2 separate regions of the Homo sapiens genome follow, and region 1 is linked to region 2. The links are chromatin loops, found by intact Hi-C in ENCODE. Cell type or tissue: endothelial cell of umbilical vein. All regions are shown on one strand.

Region 1 (8,000 bases), 130 kb after region 2:
TGTGGTTTTTACATGCAGAGTGGTCTGGGAAAGCCTTATGGAAAGGGAACCTTGAGGGAAGAGCTGAAGGAGGTGAAAGAACTAGCCCTGGAAATGTCCAGCACAGGAAGCAGTAGGTGCAAAGGCCCTGAGGCTTATGGTGCTGATGTGTTGAAGATTCATCAAGGAAGTGAGAGGGGCTGAATGGAGTGAGCCAGGGGAGAGCAGTAGGAGACTGAGGTTAGGGAGTTAAAGGAGATCCAGACTGTAGGTCCTTAGAACCCATTGTTAAGTTCTTTGGCTTTTACAGTGACCATGATGAGGGATTTTAAGCAGTGAACAATAACATGATCTAATTCAAATTTTTAAAGGATCCTGCAGGCTTCTCTTTGAAACTAGACTAGAAGGGGGGAATTGGGGAAGCCAGTTAGGCTATTACAATAATCTAGGTAAGTGGAGATGGTGGCTTGGCAAGGGAGAGAGCAATGAAGGTTGTGAAAAATAGTCTGATTCTGGACACATTTCTTTTTTCTTTCTTTCCTTTGTCTATTTGTCTGAGATGGGGTCTCTCTCTGTCACCCAGTGGCACAATCACAGCTCACTGCAGCCTCAGTCTCCTGGGCTCAAGTGATCCTCCTGCCTCAGCCTCTTGAGTAGTTAGGAATACAGGCTCACATCATCACGCCTGGCTAATTTTTTAATTTTTTGTAGAGCTGGGGTCTTGCTATGTTGCCCAGGCTGGTCTTGAACTCTTGGCCTCAAGTGATCCACCTGCCTCCGCCTCCCAAAGTGCTGGGATTACAGGCGTGAGTTACAGTAGCACCTGGCCTTTGGATGTGTTTTTGATAGGGAATTAACTTCATGCTTCTGAACTTTTTCTTACGGTGTTTTTCTTCCATATCTATAAATATTACACTTTTCCTGCTGGTTCTTGACTTTTTACTTTTCTACATTATCACTTTTCTTTATTAATTATTATTTATCACTTTTATACATTTTCTTAGTTCACATGTCTCAGACCTTCCCTCCTTTCTCAACTCAATAATAATTGATTTACTATTTTTAGTTTCATTATTGGTTGCCTTTTTATACTTGGTCTTTATATCTTCTTTTATCATCTATAGATACTCTCTTCTGACTTCCTTATTTGTAAACTATCATTTGAGGTATTTTCTTGAGTCTCTTTTCTGGAAAACTCCTTCCTGGAGCCCTTTCCCTCCTGCTGCACTCTACTGTTTCTACATCAGCCTTTTACTCCCAACTGTCCTTTGGGGAACTTCCTTTTACCACTTTCTTTAGTTGGACCCACTGTTTCTTGGCTCTTGCCCTGCCCCCCCCTTTTTTTTAATTATTTTTATTTTTTCTCTTAATTTACTCCTTAGTTTTGATGGAGTACATTCTCAAGTAATTTTATAAGAAAAGACACCTGAAATGTAAATTTGAACCCTTTTATTTCTGAAAATGGCTTATTTCTGCCTTTATATTTGCTAGTTTATCTCCATATAGAACTCAGTTCTTTGTAATTTGCCTTTTCTCTTCTCTGAAAGTTTTTCATTTTTTTTTTCAATTTTCTTTATCTCTTTTGGATTCTAAAATTTCTATCTGGATTTCTGTCTCTAAAGTATTTTGCTGAGACTTGACTGCAGGTTTTTCAGGATGAAGACTTAAGTTCTTCAGTTCAGGGGAATTATCCTCTGTTACCACTTTGATAATTTCCTCAACTCAATTTTCTGGTTTTTTCTTTCTAGAACTATTCTGTTTGTTGGGTCTTAGACCTCTTGTTTTTCTCTTACTTTGTTTTTACTTAATTAGACTTTCTGGGGGTTTACTTTAATTTTCAACTCCTTTTTGGTTTTTAAAACGTTCGACTGCTGTCAATCCTTATGCCCTCCTTTTTCATGTTTGAAAGATACTATAATATATCTGGTTAAAAAATAATGTCTTCTCTATTTTTTTTCCTGCAGATACTAATTGGACTTAAAAAGTTTTATTTTGTTCCAATTATCTCTTTCCTTTAGGGTCATTCATTCCTCCAGTTATCTTGGTCTTTTTTTTTTTTTTTCTTCATTGAGACAGTCTTACTCTGTTGCCCAGGCTGGAGTACAATGGCTTGTTCTCAGCTCACTGCAACCACCGCCTCCTGGGTTCAAGCGACCCTCATGCCTCAGCCTTCCAAGCAGCTAGGATTACAGGCTTGCGCCACCACACCTGGCTAATTTTTGTATTTTTAGTAGAGACAGGGTTTCACCATGTTGGCCAGGCTGGCCTCAAACTCCTAGCCTCAAGTAATCTGCCCATCTCAGCCTCCCAAAGTGCTGGGATTTCAGGCATGAGCCACTGCGCTCGGCCTTTGGTCTTTCTTATTTTAGGCGTTCTTCAGATGCATAGGGCTCCTTGGTTACTCTGGGGTCAGTGACCTTTCTATGTTCCCATCATGCCTTCTGCATAATCTTACTGGTCATCACACAGTTCCTTACACTTAATAGTATGGAAGTGGAAGTCAGCATAATAAAAAAGCAAGGTCACTGATGAACTGACCTATACCAACAGAGTCTATGCAGTAGAAGCCCTTGGGGAAATTGGTGAAGGGCTTATTTTTTTGCAAAGTGTTGGATGTCATGATGCTGTTTTGTTATAAAGTTTATCTCTACCCCCACAAAATACCTGAATCATTCTTTGCTTTTAAATGAGTACATAGTCCCACAGTAACCTAGTTTCTGGTAAGTATAAGATGAAACCAAACATTTTGACAGTGATTTTTTTCCCCCAAGGTAAAGACTTTACACTTCCTTTTTGAGGCATACTCTTTGAAATTTGGTTCTTATTTATTTATTTATTTATTTATTTGAGATGGAGCCTCACTGTGTCGCCCAGGCTGGAGTGCAGTGGCAACCTCCGCCCTCTGAGTTCAAGCGATTCTCCTGCCTCAGTAGAATCCGAGTAGCTGGGATTACAGGCACCTGCCACCGCACCCAGCTAATTTTTTTGTGTATTTTTAGTAGAGTCGTGGTTTCACCATCTTGGCCAGGCTGGTCTTGAACTCTTCATCTCGTGATCCACCCGCCTCGGCCTCCCAAAGTGCTGGGATTACAGGCATGAGCCACTGCGCCTGGCCTGGTTCTTACTTTCATTGAATTCAATACCTTTTTCTGGTACCAATTGCACCCACACACCAATAGTTCTTCCTGAGGCACTGTTATATCATATGTTAATTATTTATTAGTAAGCATTGTCCACTAGATTAAGTTAATTGAGGGCAGGGGTCACATCAGGCTTGCTCACTTTGTGCCTCTTGGGCTAAACACTGTGCCAAGTACGGAGCAGAATTGTATTGTCTGTTGCATATTTCTCCTCCCTCTTCCCTCCCATTACCAAGTTCTAACCATTTTACTCCTTTATCACTGTAAACTCCATCTCTGCTAAAAACCCCCTTCTATGAGCTAGTCTCTCACCTGGGCGGCTTTAATAGTCTCCTAACTTGTTTTCCGGATCCTTTCTTTTTCCCTTCTGGACTGACTCCACAGAAAAGTCAGAGTTAATTTCCTAAGTATGTTCATACTATCCACTTGCCCTGGTTTAAAACATTTTAGTGGATTGTTAATTGATGTTTGGCAAAACACCCACCCACACCCCTCAAAATTCTTTAACATAGTTTACAAGACTCTATATGGTCTGGCTTCTACCTTCCTTCATTGGAAGTGCTTCTCCTAGCTTCATTAACTCCCACATACCCTTCTGCATTCAGCTCAGTTGCTTTTTTTTTTTTTAGTGTAGGTTGTCATAACACTACATCTTCATACCTCTGCAATTCTGATTTTATACTCACTTAATGACTCTCTTCCCCACAAAACCGTAAGCTCCATGAGGGCAGCAGCAGTGCCTTTTTACATCCTCTCCATTGTATCACCAAGCATGCAGAAGGCATTCAGATAATGCTTTAGCCATGGCTGGTACTGCCACCTAATGGTGACAGAAGAGATGGATCTATAATCCAGTTTGTATGATTATTGAAATGCAGTAACTTTAGAGAACTAGTTAGCTGTTAAAAGGTAAAGGGGCAAACTTAACATTCTTTCCCTAAAGTTATCTGGTAATTTACATTGCTGTTTTTGTCTTTGAAGAACATTTTCCAAAGGTTAATATATTCCTGGTTGTTTTTAGTACCTTTTTTGGCTGATCTAGCACACATATATGTTTCCTTTTTAGCATATACTTTAGAAGAACAGAAGAACCTCACAGTCTGTCCTGATGGAGCACTTTTTGAACAGAAGGGTCCAGTTTATGTTGCATGTCAGTTTCCTATTTCATTACTTCAAGCATGCAGTGGTATGAATGATCCTGATTTTGGCTATTCTCAAGGAAACCCTTGTATTCTTGTGAAAATGAACAGAGTACGTACATATTTTACCTCTGCTGCTGCTTTTTTCTAATATTCTCTTTTAAGGAGGCAACTATTTTTAGATTGTTGTGGTTGGGTTAATGCCTTCCTTATTAAAAGTTATCATTTGGGGGGTAGCTTGCTTTAAAGACTAGCAGTAATGTTTATTGATCACTGGAAGAAAGTTTATATGGCAAAAAAAAGAGGTTCATAGATTAATCATGGAGTAAGGAGTTAAAGTAACTTTTAAACTTTTCTTCTTTGGAAATAGCTACATGCATTCCAGCACACATTAATGCTCCAAGGGGCAAATGTTCTCCTTGTCATAACCAAAGCAGAGACTTGTTAGGGTGCAGTGCTCATCTGTGAATCCTGTGTTGTAAAATAATTTAAAATTCCACAGACTCCATAAAGTTTAAACTTATTAACTTTTTCGAAATAGTAGCAAAGCATAGTTTTATAGTATCAGTATATATATATGTAATTAGATAACAGAAATACAAATAAAATCCCATTCTAACGAGTTCAGTGGGATGTTGCAGTTGTATCCAAAGTAGCAGCATTTTGCTGTTTTACAGAAGGGTGCCTAAATTGTATAGTAATGAGCAAAGGAAGAAGCTAATGTTCTCTGTGTGACAGGAGTAATGAATTAGGGTCATTGTGCAAAGGAAGATGATACGGCTTTTCTTGAGTCATGAAGTGATCCCTAGCCCCCGTGCCTTGCTGCTCTGTAAATGTACTTCAGAGTTGTGTTCTGATGCGCTTACTGTTTTGAGGCCTGCAAGGTCTCCCTTGAAGAGTGAAGTCATTCATGGTCATTTAAAACAGGTGTAGACTTCTCAAAATCATGAGTTTATGAATCACTAAAGTCATCATTGGTGAGCAAATTGCCACCATCCCTAATAAAAGTAAAATTTGGATCTTTTGAAGTTGGCACTGCTAAATAAGAAGCTTCCCTGTAGGGAGAACCAGCTAGGCCCTGAGGTGCCCAGACTGACACCCCTCCAACCTCTGCTTCATCCCTTTGGGAGGCCTTGGACAACTGACAGCTTCCAGATTGTCCCATAGCATTCTAGGTGCTCAGTAAATGATTAGTGGAATGTTTCAACCAGACCTTATTCAGAATTAAGAATTGAAGTTAACAAAGTAAGCTGAAAGTAATGTGAAACTAGATGATCTAGTTTATAAAATGAATTAAGTTTGTTTTAACAGAGATGCCTTTTGTAATCCCAGTCTACTAGAAGTATCCTCACGACATCTAGATTGCTGAACATTTGTTCCCAGTAGAAAGCCAGGAGAGGATCAACCTTCTGGGTTTGTTTTCTTTCTCAAGATGGTCTCCTTGAATGATAATGGCCTGAGACCATGCTTGCTGATGACTCAGGGCATGGCTTTGTCAGGAGGACAGCATCAGACACACAGGAATCATTGATGAGATGAGCTTACGTAGTGTAGCAGGAGGTTTCATACCAGTATAGTTCCCAGTTAGGACGCAACAATACTTGTCTTTTGAGAGGAATATTTAGATTTTACGTGCATTCACGTGGAAACTGTGTATAAATTCAGAATGCCAAAAAATTATCTCACAAAATGTATAAATATGTGAGTTTATTCAGTTCTGTCAGCTACATACACGAAAGGAGTCTTAAAATAGGGCTCTCCCAGTGTGTGCCTTTTGGGGAGCAGATGGGTTGTGAGATACAGTGAGGCTCAGTGGGGCCCTCATGGAAACACGGAGAGTGTGACCTGATATAGTTTTGTGAAGAACAGTTAATTATTATGCTTCTGCAGTTCTTATTATATACATTAAATTATTTGTTCATATAAATATTAATAATTAGATTTAAGGGTTTCTGTCTGTTTCATATTTTAAGGGTAGCAAAGGGTACTTTTGTTTCATTTAATTCTTTGGTAATTTATTTATTTTCTAAATTGCCCCAGTACAGTAATAAGATATCTGATTGCTGAAGTTATTTTATTTAAAAGTTCATTTTAATACCCTCAAATAAGATTAAAGTAAAAGGCAGATGTATACAGACTTGGTGTTAATCTCAAAGTCTTCACCCCTTGTTCCCAGCAACAGAGGGAGGAAGTTCCATTGCATACTTACGTGAAGTTTAAATTTATCACTATTTCTTAACCTTAGATAATTGGATTAAAGCCTGAAGGAGTGCCAAGGATAGATTGTGTTTCAAAGGTTAGTATTCAAAAAGTAACTCCTGTTAAATCTTTGATGTTTCTTAAAATACTTTAAAAGTCTAATGATTTAGTCATCTTTTTTTTCTTCCCTGTCACATTTTAAAGTCCTTTGTAGTGCCTTAGAATAAAATTCCACCAACCGTAGTCTTTCTCTTCCTTAATGATAATTCAGAAAGACATTTTCCATGTGTATTTGATTTTGCACACATTGCCTTTATTTTCACATATACCGTATTTCATCAATTCTAAGATTCACTTTTTTTCTGCCAGCTCAGTAACACTGAAATTGGGATTACCCTTGTAATTGATGGTGTCTTAATACTGTATCATGACATTTTTCTCTTTCTTAATAGTTAGTTGGCGTGCTAGTCATCAGTGCTATCTGAGATTTAATGAAATATGGTGCATTTTCCTTAAGGTAGAAGCATTATTTATCTCCCCTATCCCTACTTACTTTTTTTTCCAGAATACTGTGCAGTTTTCATCTCATAACTTTCTTTTGTTTTCTCTCCATGCTGCAAATGCCACTAAGACAAATAATGTAAAAGATGGGTAAGAGTTCTGAGGAGACATTAAGTTCTAAATTTATCATTGTGCTAAATATTAACATTTCAACTCTGATTGTATGGCAGAAATATTTTACTTAGAATGTTACATTGAAATCACTTTTAAAGTTGTGAAAAAAAATTCTTTTTACTGTTAATGGACTTCTTATTTGGGCAGAAACTTCTTGCTCAGTGGTCTTCAAACTTGATCACTCATCAGAGTCATGTTGCCTTGTTGGGTTCCGTTCCCATAGTTTCTGACTCAGTAGGTCTGAGATAGGGTCCAAAATTTGCATTTTTTTCTTTTTTTTTCTTTTAGACGGAGTCTCACTCTGTCGCCTGGGCTGGAGTGCAGTGGCACGATCTCACTGCAAGCTCCGCCTCCCGGGTTCACGCGGTTCTCCTGCCTCAGCCTCCTGAGTAGCTGGGACTACAGGCGCTCCCGGCTAATTTTTTTTTTTTTTTTTTGGAGAGACAGGGTTTCATCATGTTAGCCAGGATGGTCTTGATCTCCTGACCTCGTGATCTGCCCGCCTCGGCCTCTCAAAGTGCTGGGATTACAGGCATGAGTCACCGCGCCTGGCCCAAAATTTGCATTTCTCACTAAAGTTTCCAGGTGATGCTGATGCTGCTGGTCTGAGGCCCACATTTTGAGAACTCCCGATTTGGAGTGTCCTTATTAATTTTTTAAGAGCATTTATTCACTATTTAGAGTAGCATAAAAAGCCAGGAAGTTTATGGTTTCTCATCTGGGTTGAAATTATATGTGTGTGACCACTGGCAATTCACTTTACCTCCTTGTGCCACAGACAGCTCAATGGGAAACTTGTACAAAAAGCCAGAGTCAGCTGGGTGCAGTGGCTCGCGCCTGTAATCCTGGCACTTTGGGAGGCTGAGGC
Region 2 (8,000 bases):
CAGCCATGGTGGACATGGGGGCCCTGGACAACCTGATCGCCAACACCGCCTACCTGCAGGCCCGGAAGCCCTCGGACTGCGACAGCAAAGAGCTGCAGCGGCGGCGGCGTAGCCTGGCCCTGCCCGGGCTGCAGGGCTGCGCGGAGCTCCGCCAGAAGCTGTCCCTGAACTTCCACAGCCTGTGTGAGCAGCAGCCCATCGGTCGCCGCCTCTTCCGTGACTTCCTAGCCACAGTGCCCACGTTCCGCAAGGCGGCAACCTTCCTAGAGGACGTGCAGAACTGGGAGCTGGCCGAGGAGGGACCCACCAAAGACAGCGCGCTGCAGGGGCTGGTGGCCACTTGTGCGAGTGCCCCTGCCCCGGGGAACCCGCAACCCTTCCTCAGCCAGGCCGTGGCCACCAAGTGCCAAGCAGCCACCACTGAGGAAGAGCGAGTGGCTGCAGTGACGCTGGCCAAGGCTGAGGCCATGGCTTTCTTGCAAGAGCAGCCCTTTAAGGATTTCGTGACCAGCGCCTTCTACGACAAGTTTCTGCAGTGGAAACTCTTCGAGATGCAACCAGTGTCAGACAAGTACTTCACTGAGTTCAGAGTGCTGGGGAAAGGTGGTTTTGGGGAGGTAAGTGTCTCCCAGTAGCCAGGCTAGAAGGTGAAGCATAGAGCATGAAAGGGGGTAATGTTGCCTTTCTTTTTTTAAATCTCAGTTACTTAGAACTAATTTCAGCACCATATGTGGAGGATTTCTAGCCCCGTCTCCCCAGCCCCCTTCTTTGTGTGTGCCATGGTGTGAAATAAAACACAAATGGCATGAGAGAGACAAGCAAAATTTATACTTGGCCAAGACTCTGTCATGGGTCTCCATTAGGAACGTGCTGAGATGCCTGGACACTTCAGAGAATGATAGCAATGTGTGACAGAAGATCTCCGTTTCCCCTAAATTGTGATAATGAAGGCACTTCAAGAAAAATGGATATTTAAGAAAATACTCTAACTAGCTGGGTGTGGTGACATGCCTGTAATCCCAGCTACTTGGGAGGCTGAAGCAGGAGAATCACTTGAGCCTGGGAGGTGGAGGTTGCAGTGAGCCAAGATCGTGCCACTGCACTCCAGCCTGGGTGACAGAGCAAGACTCAAAAAAAAAAAAAAAAAGAAAGAAAGAAAAGAAAGAAAACACTTATCTTGAAGTAAGGTTGAGAACCTGTTTTGTACCACTGTTGTGCCCAGCTTTCTGTTTTTAAGTAATAAAAAATATTTCAGGTAAAATTTGCTTGATATAAAACTAACCATTAACTGTTTTAAAATGTACAATGCAGTGGCACTTCGCACAAATGCAATGTTGGGTAAGCAACACCTCAATCTGGATCCAAGACACTCTCATCACCCCTGTGCCCATTAATAGTGCCTCCCCATCCCTCTCCTCCTCCAGCCCTGACAACCACTAGTCCGCTTTCTGTCTCTAGGGATTTGCCTATTCTGGGTGTTTCACACAATATGTGACCTTTTGTGTCTGGCTTCTTTCACTCATTAGAATGTTTTTGGGGTTCATTCACACTGTAGCATGTGTCAATACTCCATTCCTTTTTATGGCTGTATAATATTCCATTGTATGGATGTACTACATTTCATGTAGCCATTCATCTGTTGATGGACACTTGGGCTGTTTTCACCTTTTGGCTATTGTGTATGGTGCTGCTATTCATGCACAAGTATTTGTTTGAATCCTTGTTTTCATTTCTCTTGGATTTATGCCCAGGAGTGGAATTGCTAGGGCATATGGTGATACTATGTTTAACTTTTCAAGGAGCCACCAAACTTTCCACATTTTTTATTCCCACCAGCAATGCTTAAAGGTTTCGATTTCTCCACATCCTTGCCAACACTTGATATTTTCCTGTATTTTTTTATGAAGGCCTGCCTAGTGAGGTGAAGGAGTATCGCACTGTAGTCCCCACTTTTTCTTGAGAACACTTCTTATTTACAGCTACTCCTTTCTCCAATGCCTAACATCTTTCCACCCACCTCCTCCTTTATCATCTCCACCTCTCTGCAGTACCATCTACTTCTACCTCTTTCTCTTCTTTTCTTTCTCCTTTAAGGTATGTGCCGTCCAGGTGAAAAACACTGGGAAGATGTATGCCTGTAAGAAACTGGACAAGAAGCGGCTGAAGAAGAAAGGTGGCGAGAAGATGGCTCTCTTGGAAAAGGAAATCTTGGAGAAGGTCAGCAGCCCTTTCATTGTCTCTCTGGCCTATGCCTTTGAGAGCAAGACCCATCTCTGCCTTGTCATGAGCCTGATGAATGGGGGAGACCTCAAGTTCCACATCTACAACGTGGGCACGCGTGGCCTGGACATGAGCCGGGTGATCTTTTACTCGGCCCAGATAGCCTGTGGGATGCTGCACCTCCATGAACTCGGCATCGTCTATCGGGACATGAAGCCTGAGAATGTGCTTCTGGATGACCTCGGCAACTGCAGGTTATCTGACCTGGGGCTGGCCGTGGAGATGAAGGGTGGCAAGCCCATCACCCAGAGGGTGAGTGACTCTCCACCTGCCCCAAGTGCGGGGCACAGAGTTGGAAAGGAGGGGAGAGGGCTTTTCTATTCCCAGGGCAAATAGAGCCTTGGACTTAATTCTTTTGGTTTTTTTTCCTAAAGCGCTTACGTTGTCATCTTGCCTTAAGATGAGTGGTGTAAGAGGATTAGATTCATTGGCTATTTGAGGGCTACTTTGCTCTCCTCTCACAGGGGATGGGGGAGCCTCCTTTGTGAGTTGGGGATGGCCTGTGCTTTTGTGATGAGATGGAAAAAGCTGAATCCATAGTCATGGTCCGGGTGTGTCAATAACCACCTCTATGGTGCTGTGTTCCTGAGCCAATAGAGCCTTGGGTTCCTTTTCTGGAAAATGAAGGGGCTGGACCCTAAAATTCCATGATCCTAGGAGGTAAACTTTAATCAGATAAGAAAAAGAATGATCCGGCTGGGTGTGATGGCTCACGCCTGTAATCCCAGCACTTTGGGGAGGCCGAGGCGGGTGGATCTGCTGAGGTCAGGAGTTTGAGACCAGCCTGGCCAACATGGTGAAACCCCATCTCTAGTAAAAATACAAAAATTAGCCAGGCATGGTGACAGGCGCCTGTAATCCCAGCTACTCGGGAGGTTGAGGCAGGAGAATCGCTTGAACCCAGGAGGCGGAAGTTGTAGTGAGCCGAGATCATGCCACTGCACTCCAGCCTGCTCGACAGAGCAAGACTCTGTCTCAAAAAAAAAAAAGAAAGAAAGAAAAAGAAAAAAGAAAAAAAATAAAGAAAGAAGGAAAAAGAATGATCCTCTCACACCTAGAACATTAAAAGTAAAATATCTCCTTTCCTGTTTAGTGTGGAATGGGCGAATGTTTTGCATTGGATGAAGATGATATTTTAAATGAAAATATATGGAAGAAAACAAAGGCAACTGATGTTTATTTTAATCAGTTTTGTTCAAAGTGACTTGCTTAAAATTCTTTGGTTAAAAAGAGAATTATAATTAAGCGATTATGTTAGGTGAACGACGGAAAATCTCTGGAATTCTAACATCTTTACCTCTGAGTCTCTGTGCACAAAGGTGGGAGATTCCACAGCAAGGCAAGGGCTCAAACCTGGCTCTTAAATGGTTACTTAAAACCTCATTTTTGTACAGTTTTCAGCCTACAGGGCCCAAAGGAAATGAGAAAAATCATGGCAAGTTTGGGAAACTGCTGTGGTGATTTTATGTGGCTGTAATGGAAGGGATGTTGACAAGACTGAAGGGCTGGGCTTTCACAGGTGCTGGAATGCCTTCTTGTAGGGGAAGAGGGGTTCTTGAAGGGTTTTAAGAAGGGAAATGACATGATTAGATTTCTGTCTTAAAAAGACCAATGCGGCAACAATTTGGAAGTTAGATGGTAGGTGGGGACATCAGTTAGGAGGCTAAGGTAGTGAGTGGCCCAGGCAAGAAATAATGGGGGTCTGTACAGGACAGTGGGATTGAAGAAGTGGGAGCAAATTGGAGCTTTTGGAAAGAGATCTGATGGGACTTCAGGACCAGCTGGGTATGGGGGTGAGGGGAAAGTGAGGGTCTCTAGCTCCAGTGGCCAGAAGGAAGAGCAGATTTGTAGGCAAGCTGGCAAGTTTAATTGTGATTATGCTGTCTATGAGGTTCCTGTAGAAGGGACAGGCAGAGATGTTCACTAGGCATTTAGATCTATAGGCCTGGTGCTGTGGAGGAAGACCTGGGATAGACGTGGGGATTTGGAGTTATCATGGTTTGGGAAGCAGAGGGCACTGCTGAGTCACTGGGAAAGAGTAGGGGAAGAAGACCAGGAACAGAAGCTGAAAAACACCAACATGTGGGGGTATAGAAGAAAAGGAGCCCTGAAGAGGTTTAAGAAGTAGAAGGCTACTTGGGAGGCTGAGGCAGGAGAATGACGTCAACCCAGGAGGCGGAGCTTGCAGTGAGCTGAGATCACACCACTGCACTCTAGCCTGGGCTACAAAGCGAGACTCCATCTTAAAAAAAGAAAAAAAAAAAAAGAAGTAGGAGGAAAGGCAAGAGTGATATAGTCATAGGAGCTGTATCAGTTAGAGATGGGTTTCAGGGGCATATCCTAGAAAACCCAAATAACAATAGATTAAACAAGACAGAGGTTTATTTTTCTTATGTAACAGGGTGTGGAAATAAGCACTTGCCAGCATTAGTTCAGCAGCTGCAGAATAATGGGATCTGCATCTTTATAATTCTAGCCTTTTCCATGTGCTGCAAGATGGCTGCTGTAGCCCCAGCCATCAGGGCCATGTTCCAGGTAGGAGAAAGGAGGAAGGGTCAGGAGTAAATAGGCATGCATGCAGCAGTTGAGTGTGGCCCCCTTTAGGAGCTTTCCCTGAAGCTCCATCCAACAGCTTTCACTTAGATGTCACTGGCTAAGACTGTGATCTGGCCACCCCCTAGCTGCAGAGGAAGCTGACAAATGACATTCTTGAAAATTCTTTGGTTAAAAAGGGAATTATAATTAAGCGATTATAATTACTGAATTATATCTGGGCTGAGGAGAAGATCACCCGGCTCATGTCCAGGCCATGTGTGCCCACGTTGTAGATGTGGAACTTGAGGCAGGGGTGAAGGAGCGGGTTCTAGTTAGTAAGGATGAAGAACAGCTGGATATTGAGCAGGTAACTAGCAGCCTCTGCCACAGGAGCCAAAGAAGAGGATTTCAGGGAGGAAAGTGTGGTCAAAGTGTCAAGTGTTGCAAAGAGGTAACGTCGCCTGTGGGATTTGGCAATTAGGAAATCAGTGTAAGGGAATGGTGAGGTCTCAATTCAGACTCTGGAGGCTGGATTGATCTAGAAGTAGGGAATGAGACTCTGGAAGGGGGAGACTGGTCCCTAGAAGGGGATACAGTGGGGAAATGGAGTTTTGAGATGGGGAGGGCAGAGCGGGTTTAGATGCTGAGGCAAAAGCCAGCAGAGTAGGTGTTGATCCTGTGGGAAGGAAAGACAGTAGATGATGGCAGAGAATGTGGGGAGGAGCTGAAGTAACACCGTCTCCTCTGTGGGTGGGAAGGAGGAGCAGGCCAGGGAGGTGACAGAGTGTTTGCCTCCTTGGGACATTCCTATGAACACAGGAACGCTGTGAATCGTGGATCCATGTCTGCCTAGGCTGGAGAAAACTGAAGTGCAGCACTTCACAGTTTGGCATTTGTATTGTCCATTGTGCTGAGCAGGAGCGTTCCTTCTGAGTCGCCCATGGACATGTATCACACTAATTGTTGCTATATCTCGACCTTGCTGGAGGCTTAGGGGACACATAGAGCTTTGGCTCACTCCAGTCTCCTTTCTCAGTCTCCTCAGGCTCTGTTCATGGGCCATGGCCATTTGGAAGGACAGCTCCTTCCTTGGCTCCCGGGTGCAGCTCTCTGGCTCATCTGGAACGTGCAGGAAGGTTTCTGTGCCTCCCCAGTGCTGTCCGCTACCAGGAACGTACTTAGTAGAGAGGCTCACTGCCTACAGACCTTTGGCCCTTTTACCTCTGCATCCCTCTCCGTCCCGTGAGACCACACTTCAGGGTTTAGGCCACTTGCCTCATCCAAGAAGTTTTATGCCCCAGTTTCCGGGCCTGCCACGGAAGCCCAGGGGACCATCAGGAAGGGTGAGGGGAGAGAGATGGAGAGCAAGATTGAAAGCCATAAAAAACAAAGAGAAGAGAAAGGAAGGCCTCCTTTCTTCACTGTTTACCCTTCTACACAGCTAAGTAAACCCCCTTAGTTTCCTATTCATTGCAGCTCCCACACATATAATTGGGCTCACAAGTAGATTGTAAGGTCATTATATTCACAACATTTCACAGAAAAAAAAGACAGATCATAGTTACAGGGCTTCTGTAACCACTAACGTTCAGTTGTGATGTCAAGATACTGTGTTAGAGAATTACTGTGAACATTAATTCTGTGGTTTGAATGAGTCCTCAAAATTTGATGTGTTGGAAACTTAATCTCCAATGTGGCAGTGTTGGAGAGGTGGGGCCTTTAAGAGGTGAGTGGACCATGAGGGCTCTGCCGCTGTGAATAGATGAATGGATTAATGGGTTATCACAGGAGTGGAAATGGTAGCTTTATAAGAAGAGAAAGACCTGAGCTAGCACATCAGCACACTCAGCCCCACGCGATGCCCTGAGCCATCTCAGTACTCCTCAGAGAGTTCCCACCAGCAATAAGACTCTCATCCTCTCACCAGACATTTCCCTCAACCTTCCTTTCCTTATAAAATACTTTCCTTATAAAATACTCAGTCTTAGATACTCTGTCATAAGCAACAGAAAACAAGTTAAGACAGAAGAGGTAACAAGGAAAAATCACCCTGATGATGGAGGTTGAACTCTGCATTGAGTCTGAGCAGTTCTTCCAGAAAAGTTAAGGCATCATGGCTTTGGAAATTTGGCTAGCTTTTTCTCATTCAGAGAGTTATTTAGTCTTGTATAAGTTGGGATTTCTTTCTACTAAATATAACAGAATACCAGATTTTGGTATAGATTTGGCTGTTCAGCAATTTCACGGACAAGACCTCTGTTAAAAATCTCCTGGCTTGCGCTGGGTGTGGTGGCTCAGGCCTAATCCCAGCACTTTGGGCCCAGGAGGACAAGACCAGTCAATAGTGCGAACCCCATCTCTTAAAAAAAATTTTTTTGTTTTGTTTTAGGCTGGCCGTGGTGGCTCACACCTGTAATCCCACACTTTGGGAGGCCAAGGCAGGTGGATCCCCTGAGGTCAGGAGTTCGAGACCAGCCTGGCCAACATGTTGAAACCCTGTCTCTACTAAAAATACAAAAATTAGCCAGGCATGGTGGTGGGTGCCTGTAATCCCAGCTACTTGGGAGGCTGCTGTGGGAGAATCATTTGAACCCGGGAGGTGGAGGTTTTAGTGAGCCAAGATCATACCACTGCACTCCAGCCTGGATGAAAGAGAAAGAGTCTGTCTCAAAAAAAAAAAAAAATTGTTTTAAACTTAGCCAGGTGTGGTGATGCATGCCTGTGGTCCCAGCTACTTGGGAGGCTGAGGTGGGAGGATTGCTTGAGCTCAGGAGTTCAAGGCTTCAGTGAGCTATGATCATGCCACTGCACTCCAGCCTGGGTGACAGAACAATACCCTGTCTCAAAAAAAAAAAAAAAAATCTTTTGGCCTTTTCCTCCTTGTCACAAGTGGCTGTTGCAACTCCAAATATTGAGTCTGCATTCCAGGAGAAGAAAAAAGAGGAGAAAAGAACAACATCCACAGATACCTGCTTATAGCCCATTAGCCAGGACCATGTCATATGTTCACTTCTAGCAGCAAAGGAGGCTGAAAAATAGAGTATTTCATTTTCCAGCCTCTGTTTTGGGGGATGTTAAAGGAGAGGAGGAATGAGATTAGGTGTTGGGTGAGCTGACAGCATCTGCCACACCAGGCCCCAGGAAAAAAATATTGATGAGGATTAGGAAATCAAATTCAGATTCAT

What was found. Peaks named below come from ENCODE experiments on the same cell type or tissue, not always from the same donor. Only the 100,000 strongest peaks of a DNase experiment are listed, where the experiment ranks them.
Region 1: it touches region 2 in a loop (9-fold over the local background); 6 of 110 quality-filtered maps call a loop at or near these places.

The regions. Positions count from the first base shown.
Region 1 is chr3:141,909,467-141,917,466 of GRCh38, forward strand. It overlaps ATP1B3 (ATPase Na+/K+ transporting subunit beta 3), which reads left to right. Exons shown (of 7, transcript NM_001679.4): 4 at 4,186-4,370; 5 at 6,504-6,554. Among named protein-coding and RNA genes, the nearest start is that of ATP1B3, 37 kb to the left of the region's middle. In endothelial cell of umbilical vein, a CTCF peak has its summit at 3,942 (motif pointing left); a DNase peak (open chromatin) is centred at 3,925.
Region 2 is chr3:141,778,280-141,786,279 of GRCh38, forward strand. GRK7 (G protein-coupled receptor kinase 7) reads left to right here. Exons shown (of 6, transcript NM_139209.3): 3 at 1-617; 4 at 2,095-2,532. The coding sequence starts at 6. Among named protein-coding and RNA genes, the nearest start is that of GRK7, 19 kb to the left of the region's middle. In endothelial cell of umbilical vein, no CTCF peak of the experiment used is centred here; a DNase peak (open chromatin) is centred at 4,292.